Linked DNA regions of Homo sapiens: region 2 is linked to region 1. Evidence: read pairs that join two places in POLR2A ChIA-PET (ENCODE). Cell type or tissue: IMR-90. All regions are shown on one strand. Each heading gives the region's core, and the rest is flanking DNA. Links, peaks and the distances in the headings are about the cores only.

Region 1 (8,332 bases), core at 257-8,256:
ATAACGCAGTGTCTGGCGCACCTTCCTAAGCACTCTGGAGTGACAAGGATGATGACCTTTCCCCTGTCAGGGTCTTAGGAAGGAGGAGGGATGCCAGAGCAAAGGAGCCTCCATCATCTGAGGTTAGGAGTGGACTTCCTAGGATAAGCCAGTTCCATTTGGAATTGACTTCTAGGTGTTTCCAAATTCACAGGGAAGGCAGGATTGGAGGTAAGAGCTTCCCTAGGTAGACAGGGCTGTGGTGTGGCCCGGCAGTTGAGTGGTCAGGCAGGCAGTTCTCAGAGGAAATTTGGGCCCTTTTGAGGGCATCTAACAGAATTATTTCTCACTGGGGTTCCCTGAGTGAGGTTATGTGTAGTCTTAGGTTAATGGAGTCACTCTGAGGTCATGGTGACTGGGGTCGGGTCATTTGGAGTCATGGAGAGTTCCCATGAAGTCAGTTTCAGTAGGACAAGTAGTCTTAAAACAATTATCAAGAGCGTTAAGAGTCCTCAAAGCAGACAAGGAGGACACAAGGAGCATGGGCCCCTGAACCCCATTTGCAGTCATAGATGCCCTCCATTTATATTGGGGTTCTGTAAGGGATTTCATTTGAAGAATAGGATCTTGAGCCAAATCATAATTAGTAATTTCTCATCCAGTCCAACACTTTACAGATGGGTAAACTGAGACCCCAAGAGGGATTATGATTGTCCCATGTGACCCTGTGAATCAATTGGCAAAACGGGCTAGAATCCAGGGTTTTTGGCAGTCTGCAGGGATTTCTGTTGGGGGCCTTCGAGAATGCACAGGTGCCTTGGGGGACATATTGCCAAAGGTTCTCAGGCCACACACATTCAGAGCACAACTGATCTCTGAGGTCAAAGCCCACAGCTTCACTCCCTCTGGAGTTTCCTCTTTTGGGGCTTATGTTTAGTCATTGTGTTTCCTTCTTGCTGAGGAGAGTGTGTGTGTGTGCACGCGTGTATGTGTGTGTGTCTATGTGTGTGTATCTCCACCCAGAGAAGTCTAAGGTGAGGTGAGGGTGCACCAAACATGCAGGAATCTCCTAAAAACCGAGTTCCCTGAAAGCAGGGCCGTTCCCTGTGCTGCTCATTCCCTGAGCTCCCTGCACAAAGGCCTGAGCCTAGTCATATTTCTTGCATAAAGCAAGAACATAAGTAATATACAAATAAAATACTGGCTTGTTTCTGGCCAGTGAGCACTCAATACCTCATGCATAAATGAGGCAGTGAGTCTTACACATGCACTCATAGATGTAATCATAAGTGGTGCCATGTACACACGATTTTTAAAAAAAATCTGAAACATCAATTTTATTTTCTGTGATGTGATAGCTTTTCAAAATGATTTCATTGAGGTATATTTACGTACAAGAAAAGTCACTTCAAGTGTACACATCAATGACTTTTGACAAAAGCATATACTAGTAATATCTATCACCAAATTAAGATACAGAATGTTTCCGTCTTTCCAGAAAGTTCTCTCTGTGCCCCTTCCCAGGCAGCCACTGGATCTTATCCCTGTAATTTTGCCTGTTCTAGAACTTTGTAGAAATGGTATTGAGCAGGGTTCACTTTTTCATGTCTGGCTTCTCCAGTGTGGCATGTGTGAGAATGTGTGAGGCTCTAATATGCTTCTGGGTTCTAAAGAATCTTGCTCCATGAAAAGGAATTTCTTAAAGGTTTCGTAGGTCTGGGAAGGCCTAAAGCAATGCTTCTAGGAATCACAGAGTGCCAGTAAATCATGCAGATTTCTGGCCATACCTGAGACGCCTTTTGAATATTTGCATCTAGGAATCTGAATTTTAAAATAATAATTCTGAGAGGTGAAGCCAGCTGGACATCCCTTGGGGAACTTTCCTGTCTTACAAGAGGATTGTAAAATGCACCAATCAGCGCTCTGTAAAATGCACCAATCAGCACTCTGTAAAACGGACCAATCAGCAGGATTCTGAAAGTAGCCATTCGTGGGGAGGACTGAAAAAAGGCACTCTGATAGGACAGAAATGGAACATGGGCGGGGACAAATAAGGGAATAAAAGTTGGCTATCCCAACCAGCAGCCGCAACTGGCTCGGGTCTCTTTCCGTGTTGTGGAAACTTTGTCCTTTCCCTCTTCACAATAAACCTTGCTACCGCTCACTTGTGCCATCTTTAAGAGCTGTAACACTCACCGTGAAGGGCCGTGGCTCCATTCTCGAAGTCAACGAGACCATGAACTCTCCGGCAGGAAGCAATTCCGGAGACAAATCTGATAAAGCTTAAGAATTTGAGTGTAGCCACAGTGGGTAAGAGTGAAAGGGAAGGTCATGGCTCAACACTAGAGTCATCATTTACTTCTGGAAACATTTTTTACTGGACTTTCTGGGACTCTAGTGTGACACCCTCCACTTTTAAAAGAAGCCTCACTTAAGGAGTCTGACCGACAAGTCTCGGATGACTGGGTGGGGCACATCCTATTCCACTCAAGCTCTGTGGAGGCCAGTGGGCAGGGGAGCTCCTCGATAGCGCTGGTCAAAGTGGCCAGCCAGGCATGGTGGCTCATGCCTGTAATCCCAGCACTTTGGGAAGCAGAGGTGAACGGATTGCTTGAGCCCAGGGGTTTCAGACCAGCCTGGTCAACATAGTGAGATCGCATCTCTACAAAAAAAAAAAAAAAAAAAAAAAAAAAAAAAAAAATTAAAACTTAGCTGGGCTTGGTGACATGTGCCTGTGGTCCCAGCTACTCGGGAGGCTGAGGTAAGAGGATCACTTGAGCCCAGGAGCCGGAGGCTGCAGTGAGCCATGATCATGCCACGGGACTGCAGTCTGGGTGACAGAGCAACACGCTGTCTCAAAAAGAGAAAAGAAAAAGTGGCTCCCCCTGTCTTTGCCTATGCAGGAGCCTGTGAAGGAAGAAGCTCCTAGAGGGGTGGAGGCCCCAGCTCTTGTTTTGTCATCTAGGAGGAGGGGCTGCCTTGGGTGGGTCTTGGATGGAGTGCATTTCTCAGTGAGTGGATTGCGGAGGCCAGAAGTCAGCTCTATGTCCAAGATTCTTCAGAATATGGCAGGTAGAGAAAGTCTTGGGTCCATTCTGCCTCCCAGATCACCCAGCCTGTAGAGGCTGTCCAGAATTATGCTGATAACATTATTGCTATTCTATCATATTGTGATCGTTAATTTTATGGGTCAATTTTTTTTTTTTGAGATGGGGTCTCACTCTGTCACCCATGCCGGAGTGCAGTGGCACAATCATAGCTTGCTGTAACCTCAAACTCCTAGGCTCAAGCAATCCTTCCACCTCAGCACCCTGAGTAGCTGGGACTACAGGCACGTGCCACCATGCTTGGCTATTTATTTTTTATTTTTTTAAAAGATGCGGGTCTTGCTGTATTTCCCAGGCCAGTCTCTCCTGGCCCCAAGTGGTCCTCCCACTTCAAATTCCTAAAATGTTGAGATTATAGGTGTCAGGCACCACACCCAGCCTTATGTGTCAACCTAACTGGGTCACAGAGTGCTTACACATTGGGTCAGACACTATTCTGGGTGTGTCTGTGAGGGTGTTTCTGTCTAAGATTAATATTTGCATAGCTAGACCGAGTAAAGCAGGTGGTTCTCCCTCGTGTGGGTGGACTTCGTCCAGTCAACTGAAGACCTGAATAGAACAAAAGGCTAAGAGGGAACGCCTCCTGCCTGACGGTCCTCAGCTGGAACATTGGTATTTTCTGCCTTTGGACTCAAACTGAAATGTTGGCTGTCTCAGGGTCTTGAGCCTGCCAGCCTTCAGACTGGAACCTACATTGGCTCTTCTGGTTCTCAGGCCTTCAGACTCGGACTGGACCTACACCATTGGCTCTCCTGGGTCTCCAGCCCGCCAACTACAGGTGGTGGGTCTTCTCAGCCCCCATGATCACATGAGCCAATTCCTTATGTTTTTGTATCATATATATCTTATGTATATGGTATAAATATATACACACACACACACACACACACATATATATTCTACTGATTCTGTTTCTCTTACACATATTGTCTTTTTTCTATTTATAAAACCAAAATGCACATGTAAAAATTCAAATGTTACATAATTATATAATATAGAGAATTAGCATTGCCTACAATCCTATTACAGTAATAGTTGGTATAGGTTTCTGCATTTGCTTAGCTGCAAAGACCACCACTCCTTTCCTAACAATGAGAAGAAGTTGAATAAACTACAAAATCGTAACTTTTCTTGAGCTCACCAGAAAGGCAACCAAATAACCTGAGTTTCAAAGAGGAACAAAGCGGCCAGTCGCCGTGGCTCACGCCTGTAATCCCAGCACTTTGGGAGGCCAAGGTGGGCGGATCACCTGAGGTCAGGAGTTGGAGACCAGCCTGGCCAACGTGGTGAAACCCTGTCTCTACTAAAAATAAAAAAAAAATAGCCGAGCATGGTGGTGCATGCCTGTAATCTCAGCTACTCTGGAGACTGAGGCAGGAGAATCACTTGAACCGGGAGGCGGAGGTTGCAATGAGCCGAGATTGCACCACTGCACTCTAGCCTGGGCAACAGAGTGAGACTCCATCTCAAAAAAAAAAAAAAAAAAAAGAGGAACAAGGCCCTGCAAGGAGAGACAGGACACACAGTTTCACCTGTGGCAGAGCACTGTAGGAAGATATGACCATGAAACAACTGTGTAAAATAAAATAAAATTAGGTAAGCCTTTTAATGAATTGCTAAAGGCCAAGAGGGGGCTAATGTGTCCATCTGGAGTAGCTGGGGACCCCAGATGCAAAGGGAGTTCAACATCTTTCTCCAGGCTCCCACCAGATGCACAGAAGACCTAAGAGGTAGCCCAACTTGGTGGTTCAGGTCTGCAGGAGGGGACCTTCAGCTGCTGGAGAAAGGCACGGAGCCTCGTCCACTTCCTCAGGTTCTTCTCTCCAATGAAGTAAATTTGAGAATCCACTGGGAGGTTGGGCATTACACCATCCACCCCCAGGAACATGTAAAAGTGCACTGTGGCTGGGGGAAGTAGAACACACATCCTTTTATCCCTGTGGGAGGGGTAAGAAGCCATCCAGGGCCCAGGATCCTTTAGCGATACCAACCAGAAATTGACTACCTCTGGTGGAAGAGGGAGCAAGAAACAGCCAAGACATGCCTAAGACTAAGGCGGGATGAGGACAGCAGAAAAGCCTCCTGCCTTACTATGAGCCTGGTCTACCAGTGGGGGAGGGCGGGGCATGGAGAGAGACACCCTCCGTATTGCAGAAAGCTGAGTGTGGAGTCTAAACAATCCTTTGGCACCCCAGCTCCACTGTAAGCACAAGTCAACAGTAATCCACCACTTAAGGAATTTGAAGCCTATGGAGCTCTGAAAGCAAGAATAGCAACACAAACCCCAAATCCAGCTCAACCCCTGAGGCGACTAACTCAATTTCCCACAATAATGGCCTGAAAGAATCAGTGGCATGCCTGTTTCCAGTGTACATACTGTATTAGTCAGGGTTCTTCAGAGAACTAGAACCAATTGGATGTGTATATATGTATAGGCAGAGGGAGAGAGAGAGATTGAGAGATTTTAATTAATTGGCTCATGCAGTTGTGGGACCTGGGCAATTCCAAATTCTGCAGGACAGGCCAGCAGGCTGGTGACTCAGGGAAGAGTTGATTTTGGAGCTTGGGTTCAAGAAGCAAAATGCCACCTTCTTTGGTGGACCTTAGTCTTTTTCTCTTAAAGTCTTCAACTGATTGGATGAGGCCCACCACATTATGGAGGGCAATATGCTTTACTCAAAGTCACTGATTTAAATTTTAATCTCATCTCAAAAATACCTTCACAGCAACATCTAGACTGGTGTGTGACCAAATATCTGAGTACCCTGGCCTAGCCAAGTTGACACATAAAATTAATAATGACACATACTGTTCACTACTGTCTCTTCTATTGTTGGAATTCTATTGATTTTCAACAAAAAATTAGAAGACACACAAAATGCAAAGAAGAAAAACATTGTCAAGAAATAAAACAACAGAATCAGACTCAGATATAACATTGTCAGATATGAACATTAAAATAACTCTGATTAATATGTTGGAAGATCTAGTGGGAAAGGATGCATTTCAGTAGAGAAAAACTACAAGAAAGAGCCTAATGGAGATGCTAGAAGTGAAAAAATATATTAAAATGAAGAATTCCTTTGATGAGCTTATTAGTAAACTTAGCACAGCTGAGGAATATATCAGTGACCTTAAAGAGGTCAAAAGAAATTAATCCAGATGGAAACACAAAGAGAAATCAGAATGAAAGAGAACAGAGCATCAAAGAACTATGGGATAATATCAAAATGCCTAGCAGAGGTGTCATTTTAGCCCCAGAATGAGAAAAGAAATGAATGCAGAAGAATAAGTATTTAAAGAAATAAGTGGTAACATTTTTCCAGAATTATTGAGACATATCAAACCACAGATACAAGAAATTCTGAGAACCTCAAGCAGGAAAGACCACACACACACACACGCACACACACACACCAGAGTGGCTTAGCATCAAACTATGAAAACCAAAGAAAACAAGAAAATCTCTAAGGCAATCTCCCACAACACACACACACCAAAACCGTGAATTACAGAGGAACAAAGATAAAAATGATAGCAGACTTCTCATTAGAAATTATGCAAGTTAAAAACAATGAATTGACAAGTTAATTTTTATTTTTAATTTTTGTGGGTACTTAGTAGGTGTATACTTATGAGGTACATAAGATGTTTCGATTCAGGCATGCCATGTGAAAGGGAAATGAACACATCATGGATTGAGACTTTAAAGTACTGAGTGGGAGAAAAAATAACCCATCTATTCACAATTCTACGGCCAGGGAAAATACCCTTCAAAAATAAAAGCAGAAAACAAAAGCAAAAATCCTTTCTGACAACAAAGGCAGAACAAATTCACTGTCAGCAGACCCATGATACAAGCAAGGTTAGAAGAAGTTCTTCAGGAAGAAGTATGATACCAAACAGCAGCTTGGATCTACACAAAGAAATGAAGAAATTCTGGAAATGGTAAAAAAATTAAGTATATAAAAGCACTTTCTTTCATTATTTTAAATGTAATTTGACTTAAAAAGATTATCTTTAAAAATAATCCTGCTTTAATGAGGACAAATACCTAATGCAAATGGGGCTTTTAAAACCTAGGTGACGGGTTGATGGGTGCAGCAAACCACCATGGCATATGTATACCTATGTAACAAACCTGCAAGTTCTGCACATGTATCCCAGAACTTAGAGTAAAATTAAAACAAAAAAAATCATACTTTAACCTTTGTTTCAAAGTCTATCACAGAATTTTAGTATGTGTAAAAGTAAAATGCATGCTAAAATTGCACAAGGAATGAGAGGAAGAAATCAGAAGTAAACTGTTGTAAGATTCTTACGCTATAGTTGAAGTTGTATATTATTTGAATGTAGACTGTGATAAATTAATGACATATGTTGTAAACATGAAAACAACCACTCACTTCTTAAAAGAGATCTATTTACATTAGTTTCCCATGGCTGCTGTCACAAATTACCATAAACATACTTGCTTAAGACAATACAAATTGGCTGGGCGTGGTGGCTCATGCCTGTAATCCCAGCACTTTGGGAGGCCGAGGCCGGTGGAACACGAGGTCAGGGGTTCAAGACCTGCCTGGCCAAGATGGTGAAACCCCATCTCTACTAAAAATACAACAATTAGCCGGGAGTAGTGGTGGGCGCTTGTAATCCCAGCTACCTGAGAAGCTGAGGCACAGAATTGCTTGAACCCAGGAGGTGGAGGTTGCAGTGAGCCGAGATTACACCACTGCACTCCAGCCTGGGCGACAGAGTGAGACTCTGTCTCAAAAACAAACAAACAAACAAACAAACAAGAACAACAAAAAACCCACAGATTTAAGTCTGAAATGGGTTTCACTGGGCTAAAGTCAAGATGCTGGTAGGTTGCATTATTTTGGAGGCTCTAGGGGAGAGAACATTCCTTGCCTTTTCTAACTGCTTCTAGAGGTTGCCTGTATTCCTCGGCTTGTGGCTTCTTCCTCCATCTTCAAAGCCAACATAGCATCATCACCTGAATCTCTGCTTCTGTATCATCTTCTTCTCTGACTCTCACTCTCCTACATTCCTCCTGCACTTTTCAGTACCCTTGTGATTACATTGGACCCATTGGGTAATCCAGATAATCTTCCCATATTAAAATTCTTAACTTAATTACCTCTGCAAAGTTCCTTTTGCTATGTAAGTTAACACATTCATAGGTAGAAAGAGAGATGAAAGGAACAAAACACAAATGGATAGTATTTGGATGACAATTTAAAATT
Region 2 (8,332 bases), core at 67-8,066, 62 kb after region 1:
AGATGAAGAAAGAGAAGAAGAGTGGGCACATGGGCCACAGATGACATCCAGGTGAGTGTAAGAACCCAGCCAGCAAATGAGACGAAGGTGCTCCGTGAGCCAGGCATGAGGAAGGCCTGATGTCCTCGGGCTCCTCACCCCCATTCCATGCACATTTCTTCCCTGCACCTGCTGCCCCGTTTCTCTGAGCCCTGAGCCTTGGAATGGGAGGGAGTGGGGGCGGTGTGTTGAGGAGCCATGTCTCCAAGTCAGGCCAGGTCAGTGGTGCCAAGTCCTCTAACCCACAGGCTGGGATCTGGCCACCTTGCCCCAGCTGGGCCACCTCCCACTCCACACAAAGCCACTGGGAGCAGGAGGCACCCAACACAGGCTCCACCCTGGGCAGCCACCCCAGACATGGTGGAAAGGGAAAATGCTGCCCTCACAAATATGCCTCCAAGACCCCATGGCAGTTGAGGCAGGGGTCAGCTCACAGCAGCCACCAAGGCCTAAACACCCTCGCTCGCACACCTCTGATCATCTCAGCAAATGTGGCTGCTCGCTGGGCAGTGGAGCAAATGGTATAACTTCACAGTTCTCAAAGCGCGTTCACCTGTCTGATCGCCTCTGGATCTCACAGAAGCCCTGAGAGACAGGCTTCATTGCTGATGCCACTTCATGCATGGGGGTGTGGGGGCCCAAGGGTAAGGTCAACTTGGCCAATGTTGAACAGCTAGAGAGACAGCCCTGGGATGAGAGCTCGGGCCTTCTGACCCCAAGGCCATGCTCCCTCTGCCTGCCAGGCAGACACAGACCTCGCCTGGGAAGTGACCTCAGGAAGTAGGAGACAGACTTGTGCCAGGACCGGCCCTGGGCTAGGCACGACTCACCAAGGCAGGAGCACATGGGGCATAGAAGGGCATAGGGGCTGCACCATGCAAGAGGACGTGTTTGGGCTGAACCTGGGGGAGATGAGAGAGTCACTGGCTAAGGCCATAGCACAGGTGGAGTGGGGATGAGAAGGCTGAGCAGAGGTCAAACGGCCCAGGCTGGGCTACCTTCCAGGACTGGGGCAGGGCAGAGTGAAGCCCACCCAAAGAGGGGCATTCTCTGTCCCCTAGGGGCCAGATGGGGATGGGGGAAAGATGAGAAACCTGGTTGAGATTTCTTACCTCTTGAGGGCCTTAAAACCAGGTTCTGGGGAAGGGGTGCTGTCCTGACAAGTTAGGGTTCAGAGAGGAGAGCTCTGAGGCCCTGGATGGTTGGGGAAGACTCCCTGAGAGAGGTGGGCTCAAGCTGGGCTCTGAAAGGGGGATAGGAGAGAAGAGATTCGGGAAAGGCATTGCAGACTCGGGGACAGTGTGAGCAAGGCCTTGAGGCTGAGAAGCCCAAGGGGTGTGTGCATGCACGCACGTTTGCATGTGTGCACATATGTGTCTGCGTGCATGCATGAAATTAAGCAGCTGCAGGGGTGGGTCAGGGAGAAGGAGAGGGGCTCCGGTGGGTGTTGCTTCCCAGGTATCCGGGCTGCTTCTCATCTCCCTCACACCAACCCTCCCATCAGGTACATGAGCCTCACTTTACAAATGAGGGCAGATCTGGCTCAGGAAGCCCCACGGCCTAACAAGTGATACCAACAGTGAGGGCTGCCACTTACTTACTGAGTGCTTGTGGGATGCCAAGCCCTGCATTAGACGCTTTCCACACACACTCTGCAAGGATGGTGAACCCATTTTACAGATGCCTGGGAGAAGGTGGGCAACACGGCGAAGGACACACAGCTGGGAAAGAGCAAAAGTGAACTCTGAGTCCAGCTCAGTGAGACTCCGCTGCCTGGGGCTCTCCTGTTCTTACTGAGGTTGAGGGACCAAGGGATGTCCCAGCCAGAACCTTCCCCGGAGTCTTCACAGCAAAGGGCACTTGAGTTACTCCAAGACAAAGGAAAGCCATGTGAGAGGGGCAGGCCAAGGGCCTGGCACACTGGAGGCCCTTGGCAGGTGAGGAATAAATGAGTGAGTGAGTGAGCCTTTCTGGCATTCAGAGGAGGCCAGTCCCTCTGAGCTTGGAGGAAAGGAGAAATCAGAGAGGGCTTCCCAAAGGAGGTGACACTTGGAGCTATTCAGCTTAAGGATGCACTTGCTGTGCTCCAGCATTCCATTCACTAGGCCTTGCAGGTAGTTCAAGACCAGGACTGGTCCTGGCTCCTAGGCTCTGCCAACATCTCTGTCCCTAAGGCTCAGAAGCAGAGGGCTGGGAAGGTGAGGCCATTGACCCATCGAGATTCCTGGGGACTCCTAATTATCATCTGCAATTCTTCTAAAAGCAGAACTGGCAGCTGAGGATGTGAAACTGGCCCTCCTAGGCTCTTTCCTGCCAGGCAAGAGGCAGCAGGAAGGATATAAAAGTGGCTCCCCATGAGCCCTCACACTCCATGCCCCACCCCTCCAATCCCCCACCCCTGCTCCACCCCCAGCAGCTGCTCCTAGGCAAGCACTTGGAGAGAGATTCCTCTTCCCTGGGCCATAGGGGAACTGACAGCCCACAGGCGGCACTGGGCACCTTCCAGCTGTGCATCGCCCCTCCTCCCACAGCACCCATCCTGGGCACAGCAGAGTCCCCCCAGCACAACCTGGGGGACTCAAAGTCATCTGGGCCTTCCCCTGTCCCCTCCCCAAGACCCCTGAGAAAGCACAGCCTTGTCACCTGGCCTCTCTGCAGCCCCTCCCAGAGGCAGCCCCTCCCTTAGGGAATGAGGGTGGGAAGGGAGGGCTCCAGCCACCTCTGTGGATCCCCACAGTGCTGAAGCAGTCTCTTAGAACCCTGGGACTTCTCAAGCCAGTTTGAAACAGCGGAATTGAGGCATAATAATAACGACAGTAGGCTGGGCATGGTGGCTCACGCCTGTAATCCCAGCACTTTGGGAGGCCGAGGCGGGCAGATCACTTGAGGCCAGGAGTTTGAGACCAGCCTGGCCAACATGGAGAAACCCTGTCTCTACTAAAAATACAAAAATTAGCCTAGTGTGGTGGTTCATGTCTATAGTTCCAGCTACTCAGGAGGCAGGAGAATCGCTTGAACTCGGGAAGCGGAGGCTGCAGTGAGCTGAGATCATGCCACTGCACTGCAGCCTGGGCAACAGAGCAAGTTTCTATCTCAAAATAATAATAATAATAATAATAATGACAGTAATTAACAGTCCTAAGAGTTACTACTTGCAGTGCAAGCAAGGTGCCAGGCACTGTTATAAACACTTCAGATAAAATAACTCGGTTAAGCTCACAACATCCCATGAAGTAGGATGTTTTAATATCTTCATTTTACAGAGGAGGAAACTGAGGCCTAGAAAGACTGAATGAATTTTTCCCAAAGGCACATAGCACTGCTGCTACAAGGCGGCGCCAGGGGTGGAACGCAGGCAGGCTGGCTTCAGGGCTGTGCTCGAAGGCACCTCACTGAAAGGAGAGGGCTTCGGCAGGGCAAGGAGGAGAGCCTCGAGGCCCGGACACTGGGTTTGGGGCACTACCCTAACGTCAGCATCTATGCCAAGCCACCACCTGCCAAACGGCAGGCACGACACCCCCAGCAACACCCATCCCAGCTGACATTCTCTGAGTGCTCACGACATTCCAGGTTCTGTGCCAAGTGCTGGAAGAACCTCAGCTGAGGCCCCTTGGCCAGCCAGCCCAGGCTCCAGGAGAACCCCCTGCAATGCTACCTTCAGCACCCATCCCCTGCTATGCCATCTGCCCTAGGCCCAGTCCTTCCTCAGTGGGAACACAGAATGATGCTGTCTGTCCTCCCTCTTCTCCCTCTCCCTTCCCCCTCCCTCCCTTCCTCCCTCCCTCCCTTCTTTCCTTTCTTCCTTTCTTCCTTCCTTCTGGATGTTTGCTAATGAGTAATGGGTGGCAGTATAACACTTTCTTTGCTAATTCCACTGTCTAACATTCAAAGGGCTTTTTGTCTGTGGTGTTACCTTTCTGCCCCTCCCTGTATGCATTTTTTATATTTATTTATTCATTTATTTTAGAAATGGAGTTTCGCTCTTGTTGCCCAGGCTGGAGTGCAGTGGTGCGATCTCGGCTCACTGCAACCTCCACATCCTGAGTTCAAGCAATTCTCCTGCCTCAGCCTCCCAAGTAACTGGGATTATAGGTGTGCGCCACCACACCTGGCTAATTTTTTTGTATTTTTAGCAGAGATGAGGTTTCATCATGTTGGCCGGGCTGGTCTCAAACTCCTGACCTCAGGCGATCTGCTCACCTCGTCCTCCCAAAGTGCTGGGATTACAGGCATGAGCCACCGCACCCAGCCTTCTATACATTTTTTTATGACAGGCAGTCCTTAGCCCCAGTGTTGTGAGAAAACCTCAGTTTCCCCACCAGTATGTTGATGGGTCTGAACTAATCAATGGTGTTAAACTTTATAAGCCTGAGAGCCTTCCCTTCGCATGCTCCCTAACATGTGAGGTGGATATGTGTGAGGCTACCCTGGTGGGAAGAAGAGGCTAGGTCCCCCAGCTGGCCCACCATACCCCTCATCCTCTATCCCTATGCCACTCAGCTCTGGGGTTCTGAGGAGAAGCTTCTAGTCAGCCCACAATTCTGCCTAGCCTCAGTCCTTTTTGGCCTGTCCCCTCCCTGGGCTCTAGCCACTCTGGTCCCAGAGGACACCCAGACCTGCAGTGAGGTCAGGGTTGGAATGAGGGGTTGGAAACTGTAGGCAAGGGTCAGACATGGGCTGGGGGCCTCGGCCCTGCCTGCTGCCTCCAACAGCCTACTCCCTTCAAGGACCAGCCTGCTCTGGCCTGGGGAGGGGTGCAGGGGCTGGGGTCCGAGGGCTGCAGAGACCTGGGTGAGGAAGAAGGAGGACTGGGCCAGCCCCCTCTTTCCCTTGTCTCCTGCCCTTTCCCCAGCAAGACCCTGAGACTATTTACATCCTGCCTCTAAGATCTCAGCTGTTCTAGGATTCCATTCTCTCTCGGCTCTATTTTTCTTCTTTTGCAATCTCCAAGAAACCCGAGCTGCCAGATGGGTGGGGGCGATGATTGTTTTCTGTCTAACATCTGGATTTCATTAGCAGCCCTGGGCATGCTGACTCAGGAATGGCAGTTCCCCTGGGCTCAGGCCCTCCCAGACCTCTCGCGGCGCCCTGTTCTTAGCTGGACACAAGAGGCACAGGTGACAACACCCCTCAGACCTCCCTCAAAGGAGTAATGAGTACCACTAACAATGTCTCAGAAGTGATGGAAACGGGTTCTAGAGAGCTTCTGCTCCCAGGTCAGTGCCTGAAGGGTGGCTGTCAGGCTGGGCATGGCTGGGCCTGACAGCCGTGAAGGGCAAAGAGACAGCTTAGGAAAAGTTGCCTTTGGGTTAAAAATTCAAGGCTGTATCCTTTGACCTCAACAAGATATCACCCACGTCAACATCAGGATCCTTACTGTGGGCATGTGGACCCTCCCCCTGCCTGAGCTTTAGTGGAGTGGTAGTACGTGAAGTTTTCATGTCCTATCATAGGAGAGACCCACAGTGGCCACCCAATCGAAAGCTGCCCCAGACACCCTTCAGGGCTTCATTATGACTTCTGTGGACCCTAGGCACTTTTGCCTTTGTGGGCCCTTTTTGCATAAAACCTTATTAAAAATTTTATTTTCTGGCTGGGCATGGAGGCTCATGCCTGTAATCCCAGCACTTTGGGAGTCCGAGGCAGGCAGATCTCTTGAGGTCAGGAGTTTGAGACCAGCCTAGCCAACATGGTGAAACTCTGTCTCTACTAAAAATTCAAAAATTAGCCAGGCGTAGTGGCGGGCGCCTGTAATCCCAGCTACTCGGGAGGCTGAGGGAGGAGAATAGCTTGAACCTGGGAGGTAGAGCTTGCAGTGAGCTGAAATGGCGCCACTGGACTCCAGCCTGGGTGACAGAGTGAGACTCCATCTCAAAAAAACAAAAACAAACAAAATATATATACTATATATATATATATATATATATATATATTTTCTGACTGCATTGGTGTAAACACAAATCTCCAGGCTGAGTTCATAATTATATATTCACTATTATACCCATTTTCTCATCTGGTTATAAAATAAATACAAATAGGCAAATAGAAACATATCTGTGGCCGGGTGCAGTTGCTCCCGCCTATAATTCCAGCATTTTGGGAGGCCAAGGCAGGCGGATCACTTGAGGTCAAGAGTTTGAAACCAGCCTGGCCAACATGGTAAAACTCCGTCTCTACTAAAAATACAAAAATCAGTCAGGCGTGGTGGCAGGCACCTGTAATCCCAGCTACTCTGGAGGCTGAGGCAGGAGAATCGCTTGAACCCAAAAAGTGGAGGTTGCAGTGAGCTGAGATCGCGCCACTGCACTCCAGCCTGGGCAACAGAGCGAGACTCCGTCTGAAAAAAAAAAAAAAAAAAGAAAAGAAACATATCTGTGGACCCTAAAAGTATCATGGGCCTAAGCATGCATGCTACTAACTACTAACTCCTGCTACTCCAGGAGAAGGCAGCCCAGTGCACACTATGAAAGCACTCTTCTGTGTTCTTCATCTGATCTGATAGTTCCCTAGTTCCCACTGATTTGTACTTACTGCCTGACTTCACCAACTGCAACACAAGCTCCTAGACAGAGGGAGCCTTTCCTGTTTTGCTCATTGTGGTGTCCTCTAATGCTTGCTATGTGTCTGACACACAGTAGATGTTCAATAAATAACTGCAGAGTGGAAGGCGAGCCTACCTGTTTATGCACGTGTATTTGTATCCCAGTTGGCAGCTGATTTGCCCAGGCAGCCACCGTAAAGATCTGGTAGCCCTCCTTGCTGCCTGCTCCCTCTTCCCTCTCACTGGGCACCACGGCCCATAGATGGTACTTTTCCATTCCAGAATCCATTCCCTCCCCTTCAGCTTCTGCTCACCGCTGTCTTGTGTCCAGTCATCAGTCCCTATCCATGTTCAGGGGCTGGCTTCCTTAGCGTTCTTGCCTCCTTCAGCCCAGCCTCCAACCTGCCACTAGCAGGATCTTTCAAAATGCCAATCTGAGCATGTCACCTAAAACCCTTCTCCCTGGCCTCCAGATAAAGTCCAAGTTTGCACAGCCTGTCACACAAGCCCTTCATCACCTGTTCCAGCCACACCCCCACTCCTCCCCCAGGAGCGCCTGCTGTGGCCCAGGGCTCACAGTGCCCGGAAAGCATATTCCTGTTATTTACACGCTTGCTTGGAAGCCTTCCCCACTCCAAATCCAAGCTCCTCCTCTCTGAGGCCTCCCACGAAGCTCCAGGCTGAGCTGGGCCTGCACAGTAAACCTCACCACAGCCCTGGTCCCCCAGAGTGGCCAATACTCTTTCTATCTGTACCACCGAGGACAGGGGAAGGGCCTTATCCAGCACAGGCCTGGTGCACAAGAAACTCTCAGGAATGGTTGGGTGATGGGAACATGTCTGGAGTCCTGCTCTGTCCTGGACAGACTGTGTGTCCTGGGCACAGATGTGGCACTGCGCCAGGCCCCCACCACAGACCCCTACAGGCAAGTGCAGCTGGCTCACAGCAACACATTGCTGCTCAGGCCTTCAGAGTCCTGACCCATCAGCGTGCAGAGGCCAAAACGAGATACCAGGCGACCCTGCAGGCAGGCCCAGCAGATATCAACCATGCCGCCCTGCAGTCACTGGGTTTTCTGTTGCCACCAGAGCTGGCAATCCCAACCCACTCCTGACCTGCCTGACTAAACTGGGGCAGCAGACACCCTGAGGCTGGGTGGTGAAACTACCAGGCACACCAACTTGGCCAGACCAGGCTTGGGATGGCCTCTGCCCACATTGTCCTTGACCCTCTCTACTTCCAGTCATCTATCTTTTTAAAGAACCCTGACTTTCTGAGAATGATAGTGGAGATCAAAGTCTGGATGCCAAGGGTGATGCAGGATGATATTGAAAAAGCATGCGCTCTGGAATCAGGAGCACCTGAGTTCCAATTCCAGCTTTGATATTCACTAGCTGTGTGGCCTTGGGCAAGTCACTCCACTTCTCTGGGTCTCAGTTTTATCATCTGGCAATTGAAGATCACTATAGTACCTACCGAGACAATTTTTGACAGCATTAAATGAGCTAATACATAGAATATGCTAAACCCAGTGGTAAACTCAGTGCTTAGAAGCTATTGCTATTGTATAGTGTATGATATTATTATTACCTTGGGGCCGGATGGCTGGTGCACTACATGAGGACAATAGCAGCTGTTTTTTCAAGAAGCAAATGATAGACACTCTTGAGTCCTAATCCTTCTTGGTTCAGTGCTGACATTGGCCGGACCATGGCTAGACCATGACTAGACCATGGCCTAGGCACAGCCTCA

What was found. Peaks named below come from ENCODE experiments on the same cell type or tissue, not always from the same donor. Only the 100,000 strongest peaks of a DNase experiment are listed, where the experiment ranks them.
Region 2: POLR2A ChIA-PET joins it to region 1 with 12 read pairs; 3 of 35 experiments call an interaction of 5 or more read pairs at or near these places.

The regions. Positions count from the first base shown.
Region 1 is chr10:79,355,432-79,363,763 of GRCh38, forward strand. No RefSeq gene overlaps it. Among named protein-coding and RNA genes, the nearest start is that of PPIF, 12 kb to the left of the region's middle. RefSeq lists a cis regulatory region at 618-1,118. In IMR-90, for the core only: no CTCF peak of the experiment used is centred there; no DNase peak of the experiment used is centred there.
Region 2 is chr10:79,417,639-79,425,970 of GRCh38, forward strand. The region is part of intron 2 of ZCCHC24 (zinc finger CCHC-type containing 24); the gene reads right to left. Among named protein-coding and RNA genes, the nearest start is that of ZCCHC24, 24 kb to the right of the region's middle. RefSeq lists an enhancer at 6,841-7,342. In IMR-90, for the core only: no CTCF peak of the experiment used is centred there; a DNase peak (open chromatin) is centred at 5,013; H3K27ac peaks cover 3,402 bases.